Regions from separate parts of the Homo sapiens genome. Here region 1 is linked to region 2. Evidence: chromatin contacts called from ENCODE Hi-C or POLR2A ChIA-PET data. All regions are on one chromosome and are shown on one strand. Each heading gives the region's core, a stretch centred on a gene start or an enhancer-like site at or near the end of the contact. The rest is flanking DNA. Distances are from core to core; before and after follow the strand shown. Region 1 overlaps TWSG1 (twisted gastrulation BMP signaling modulator 1). Region 2 holds the start of GACAT2 (gastric cancer associated transcript 2).

Evidence for each region. Hi-C counts contacts between places; a loop is a spot of excess contacts on that map. ChIA-PET counts read pairs that join two places held with the same protein, here RNA polymerase II (POLR2A). Pooled maps may share reads with other maps.
Region 1: a map of endothelial cell of umbilical vein shows a loop between it and region 2 (4-fold over the local background). The contact joins the enhancer-like site here to the promoter of GACAT2 in region 2. A Hi-C loop is called at or near these places in 1 of 168 maps with a recorded cell type or tissue (endothelial cell of umbilical vein) and 2 of 50 pooled maps. POLR2A ChIA-PET finds 5 or more read pairs at or near these places in 1 of 52 experiments (GM12878).

What each region holds. Positions count from the first base shown.
Region 1 is chr18:9,398,676-9,401,729 of GRCh38, reverse strand. It overlaps TWSG1 (twisted gastrulation BMP signaling modulator 1), which reads right to left. Exons shown (of 5, transcript NM_020648.6): 5 at 1-2,384. The coding sequence ends at 2,203. Among named protein-coding and RNA genes, the nearest start is that of TWSG1, 65 kb to the right of the region's middle. Within about 2 kb of position 1,271, at least 2 of the 41 ENCODE cell types and tissues checked have a DNase peak (open chromatin) inside an H3K27ac peak, as active enhancers do; they include endothelial cell of umbilical vein, where a contact is called at or near this core.
Region 2 is chr18:8,705,956-8,709,055 of GRCh38, reverse strand. It overlaps GACAT2 (gastric cancer associated transcript 2), which reads left to right and starts at 1,435. Exons shown (of 2, transcript NR_120598.1): 1 at 1,435-1,986. MTCL1 (microtubule crosslinking factor 1) reads right to left here. Exons shown (of 15, transcript NM_001395333.1): 1 at 2,343-3,100. RefSeq lists an enhancer at 1-424.

The DNA of each region.
Region 1 (3,054 bases), core at 22-2,521, 690 kb before region 2:
TGGAAAAATATTGTTATTCAGAACCTGAAATACATTATAAAACTGGAAATGGAATCTTTTAGGTGAATTCTTTCTTTCAAACCCTCATAAATCAGAAAAAATAAGCCAAATTTGAAGGCAAAAGATCTTTACATTTAGGGATAGTTTCTAATGAAAGAAATCAAGATAAGAAAAATCAATTAAAACAATGTGGTTTAAGAAATTATCCTCCTAATGTAGGGGGTGGGAAACAGATATTACATTTTAAAATTTAATGAAGACCTAAAAAATGATAAATGCAGTTTTAAAATATTTGTTGTCATCATTAAGAAAACATTAGGCATGTTGCCAACACACACACAAACATCACTCCACTCACAGTAGGAAATGACTGAAAAACAGCAGAGTTGAACTGCAGCAGGAGACTGCAGATTCCTTTCAGCTTTCTGTCTAAAGTTCCAGAATACTTTCAGCTCTACAGATGCTCATGAAGAAGGGGAGCTAAATGTTTTCAAGGCACTTTTAAATGAGGCATTCTAGGTAAAAGGAAGAAAAGGAGACCCTAATGTTTCCCTACCAAAAAATATATCCATGAGCTAAATCTCAACTTTTTAAAAGGCTAAAATATCTTGAATATTCATTAGAGTTATTTGAAAGAGCAGAAAAGGTATTAAGACCTTAATTTATAACAGTTGATCATAATATTACAAATGATCTTTTAACTAACTACTATTCAGATCATGAATAATACAAAATGTGTCCAAGAGCATTATCTATTTTTATATACTAAAATATGTAGACGTATAAAGAGGTATTCCTAAAAAGTTGCTTGTAGTTCAAATATGCACTAGAGCAATTAGTAATTTTGTAAAATTGAGTCTGTAATATAAATATTTATGTTTTAGATTCATGCTTTAAGATTGAGATTTTATTACTATGAAGGGCACATAGTATCTTTATTGAAAGAAACATTTATTGAAACATTATATAAAATGTTGACTAAATTCTGTAGTGTATTTGGAGTGAACATCATCTTGAATAGAGATTCTAAAATTTCATAATCTTAACCTCCGACGATATGATTATACTTGTTTAAAAAGAACATTATATCCAGATATAAACTTAACAAATGAAATATTACAAAATATGAACATAGATAGTTTTGTTTCCCATAATAATTCCCAGCATTTTCACCCTGTCCTGTTCATACGAGTCAATTCTCTTCTTCAATTCCTGTCCCATCAGCCGTCTGCTGAAAAACACTGCTTTGTCTTGGCTAAGGCTGCACAAGTTCAGTCTCGCACTGGCTCAGCCTCCCCTTTCAGCAACACCATTTCCCTACCAGGGTACAAGCTGTTTCCTGGTGCTCTAGGTGGAGTCTGATTTGGCATTCGTTCCCCATCCCTAGTGCTCTTTAAGCTGGTACCTGAAGTCACAGAAACGCTTTGCTTGCTAATTATTTACACCAGCAGTGCATTTAAAGCAATTTCATAGGTACACCCTGAAAATCTTGGTAAAGATTCTTCATCACTGCCTATGTCAGCACTTTGGGCAGGGGAAATGGAAGAGAATAGGAAACTTTCTCTAAAGCTTTGTCAACACATGTATTATAGAATGGATTCTACTATGTAAGAGTTCTCAATTATAAAATATGGTAAGCATTTACCTTTTAAAACCAACATAAAAGGGATGAAATTAAGCTTTTTATGATGATATTTTTATATGAGTTATCAGAGTGGTATATCAAATATCTACTCTATTTATAAAATGGATAAAACAAGGCACAATGAGGAATGATGTGCAACTATAAAAACTCAGTGTGCTAACAGTAGCACATGAAGAAATCATAATTCACATCAACATGCTTCTGCTAACACTTTCAAAGCAAAAACCTTTTGGAATGCTAGAGGAAAACCACGTCAGACTTCATGTTAAAAACCTCAGATCTTTCAAGGAATTCTCTGCGCACCTGCTTCTCATATGACCAAAGTTGTACATGTATTCAAAGGAAAGGGCTTATTGCTAGGGGGCAATAAAATCAGTAAGAACAGTTATATAATTAAACACATCACTGGCTATGTCATATTTTTAAAAGAAACTTATTCCAAAGTCTTTACAACTTAACTTACTGGGATTCTGATACAAGATACAACCAACAGACTTACAGAATAACTTTTTATACCTATTATTTTACTAAGTTGCTTTGGTTTGCATTTGTCTTCTTTAAAACATGCAGTTCATACATTTGACAGTTTTACTACCATAGTCAATACATTCTGGACCAATGCACTCGCAGCAGGCATTATGAAACCAGCGATATTTGGATGCTCCCATGGACTCACAGGATATTTTACACTGATGTATGGACATGCAGTCATCAAAATAAACCACAGTACACATGTGTTCTGAAAAACAAAAATTTAAGATTTCAGGGCAAGAAAGAAGAAAAACAAAAAAATAAAATGCTTTATTACCTAGTTGAATATTAACAGTTATTTATCTTGGTTCTCTTATTACTGGTCTGTACATGACAAAGATGAGGTACAGGAAAAAAGATCTTCATTTATTAATTATGTTGAGAAGGAAGTCAGATTCTCCCACTCCATCTGAAGAAGGCAAAGGGCTTCCTTAGCTTCTTTTATTAGATTTCAGGCTTTGATCGAAAAGTTGGATTATTGGGCTTAAAAACATTTGCTATGTTATACAGCTGTGCTTTTAAACTGGGCATTTCCTTTTTTTTTTTGAGATGGAGTCTCACTCTGCCACCCAGGCTGGAGTGCAGTGGTGTGATCTTGGCTCACTGCAGCCTCCGCCTCCCAGGTTCAAGTGATTCTCTGCCTCAGTCTCCCGAGTAGCTGGGATTACAAGCATGCACCACCACAGCTGGCTAATTTTTATATTTTTAGTAGAGGAATCAGAGAATCCACAGAACTAAGTAGAAAATGATAGATCCATAAGTTAAAAACAGACAACAAACAGAACTGCAAATGCAGGCCAGGCATGGTAGCTCAAGCCTGTAATCCCAACACTTTGGGAGGCCGAGGCAGGTGGATCACCTGAGGCCAGGAGTTTGCA
Region 2 (3,100 bases), core at 186-2,685:
TGTGGGCAGGCTCCACGACCTGTAGAAAAGTCCATTAGGATCCCTGCGTTTCCTTCCCGAATTGAACTATTGTCATTTAAGCTTCTGAGTGGCCAAATGAGTACCTCACATGCATACACGCAATCATCTGGTTTGCTAGCCTCCTTCACAACCCTCTTCTCTCCCCTGCTGTCGGAGGAACAGTGGGGAGGTGGCCTCAGGCAGAGTAAACGGATGCAAGTGACACCTTCTCCACAGTAAATGGCAACTGAACAGTCCCCACAACTGAAACACTGGCAGTGGGATTTATGTGACCATTCGTACACAGGCTAGTGGAGAGACGGGCATGACGGCCCTCTCACCTGAAAAGAAAACAGAGGGCCCCTAGAAAAGCTCACCACAAGGAACATTTTGAGCTACGAAAACAACTCAGAAGCAGTGTGCTCGGAGGAAAGCAGCCTCGCTGGAAATAGGGCTGCATCCCGGTGCAGTAAAATGGGCAGAGGCTCTGGGGAAACGCAGGTGCCACCTCTTACTCACTCTATGACCTTGGCCAAGTCATTTCTGTTTTAGGTTCTCAGCATCTCCGTCTGTGAAATACTAGTTATGATCATGATACCACCACCACCACCCTATGTTGTTGGGAAGATCCAGTGAAATAGCAAATACACTGTATCAGACTCCAGGCTCAGACACATTTCATTCATTGGGAAAAAATAAAGGAAATAACCAGTTGCACCAAGAATGAACTTCAAAATGATGGATAGCCTACCTTAAGATCAAAGATGCAATGAGAAACTTCTTTAAAGAAATACAGTTTTCCCTTGCACAGCAGTCATTTGGATAAACATCATTCAATCAGAAAGTAAGTCAGGGGTTATGCTAAGAGCCAGGGATACAAAAACAACAAGATTATCTTGGTCACCCTCAGGGAGCTTACATTTGTTGAAGATTTACAAAAGAGCTGCTTTCATGATGGAGTCACCCACAACATAGTTGCCTTTGAACTTCACTCCGTTGTCTATTACCTAAGAGTAAGTGACAAAAACAAACATACTATCTGAAATATCTTGCTTTAAGTCCCAATCTTTCTTTTATCACCTCTCTTTCTCTGCCTCACTGTTACTTCTTGCACAAAGTAAAATAACCACAAGGCTCAGTTGGTTGGAGCAGCTCCATAAGAAATTTAGGCTTGAGATCACCCAGCAGTTAATGTGCTCTGATTTCCGTGTGAACTGCAGACTTCACCACCATGCACCTTAAAGCCCAATCCTCAATCTCACTAGCCAAAAACTGGGCCCGTATTGGTTAGCTCATCATTTGCTGAGAAAACAGCTCAAATCACATAACCCACTGAAGAAGCAGGGCCACACCCCTGGGTTTGGTTGGCTGCTCATTAAGACTTAACAGATACACAGATTGATGCCACTGGAGTTGTTTACTAACCTGAAGATCACAATAAATAAAACAGTTGGTGTCAATACAACTCCCCTTATTTTCTCTCAAGTCACCTGGATCGTCCTGACCCCGGGAACCCCGTCTGCAGCACCAGGCCCCCTCCGTGGAGAAAAGATGGAGCCGGATTAAGCACCCAGTGCTAAGGCGACTAAGACGCCACTGCCCGCAGGCCCTGCCGGAAAATACTCAGAGAGTGCAGCAGGCGCCGCGATTCCTTAGAAAGTGCTGGCGTGGCCTCTCCTGACACAGAAAGCCGGCTCCTGGATGCTTACAAAGGACTGGCCCGCGCAACACCGTTGCTCCTCAACCCGGGCCACACTCCAAGGACCTCTACTGAGCTTCAGCTTGCTCACCGAAAACGGCGCGGCCCCCTCTACCCGGGATGTCGGAGCCCAGGAGACCCTGAGAGCCCCCAGCTCTTTCCGTAATTGCAGGAGAAGGGGCAAGCGGGTCCGTAGCCGGGGGCCCTCCAGTGGCATTATCCTGAACCGCCACGCCCGCACGTGGCCCGGCTAGAGCTCCCTGGCGAAGGATCACCTGTTCCTACAGGTGAGGCTGGCACGTTCTGAGCGGGGATGGGGGCGTCCGCTGATGTCCCCAAAACGATTACAGCCTCCTCTGCCCCAACAGGTCAACAAAAGTAAAAGTATCAGCGAAGAGACGCAAGAGTTCTAGACGCGAGAAAAGAGAAGTGGGTTGCGAACTGGCGGGGTCCCACAGGTCTTGCTTCTCCTTCCAGAAGTTTGGGCTTAAGTTGCCAATGCCTGACAATGCGGGGGTAGGACCGTGGAGAGCAGGAGGGAGAAGGCGCTGGACAGGCCCGGGAAGGAGGGGTTGGCGGGTCCCCGCCGCAGCCAGGCCCTCCGGGGGCGCCCCGGGACACCTGCGGCCGAGGCGCGGCTCACCTTGAGATAGTCGTTCTCCGAGCGCAGCTCCTCCATCTCCCGCAGCAGCTCTTCTTCCTCCGCCGCTGGCACGAGCCGAGACTGCTCGCCCAGGCTGGGCTCCTTGGGGGTCCCGGGGACTGGTCGCTCCGGTGGCGAGCGCCCCCGGACATCCTCCGCCACGCCGGGCCCCGCGAAACCCCCCGAAACCCCGCTCGGGATGCTCCGGCCCCCGGGACAGGCGCCCGCGGCGAGGGGCGCGGCGAGGAGCGCTGGGGGCTCGGGGCTGCCCGGCGGCGCTCCTCGGGCTGCGGGGCTCGGCGTCGGCGCTCCTCGTGGGGGTTCACGGTCGCTGGAGCCCGTGCCGGATTCGGCGTCGCTGCTGGCGGCAGGGAGCAGGCGCTGCTCGTCGGACAGGGGTTCGGAGGGGCAGTCAGAGAGGTCGGAGCTGCTGTCCGTGTGGCTGATGCGCGAGCAGCGGGCCGGGGACCCGGCCACCGAGGTCACCGCGAGGGTCACGGCAGGGATCCGGGCGGCCGGGGTCGGGGGGCCGACGGTGCGGGCGGGTGGCGCCCGGGAGCCGCGCTTGGCTTTGCGGCCCTTGGCAGCGGCAGACGGCGGCTCGGCTCCGGGAGGCTTCCCAGCCCGGGACAGCGGCTCCGCGGGCGCCACGCGCGCCGCCCTCCTGCTTCCCAGGGCAGCCTTGGCACCGCCCGCCGCTCTGGCCCCGGCGCCCGGCGGGGGCTTGTCCTTCGCGCCCGGGACGCCGCCACTGCGCC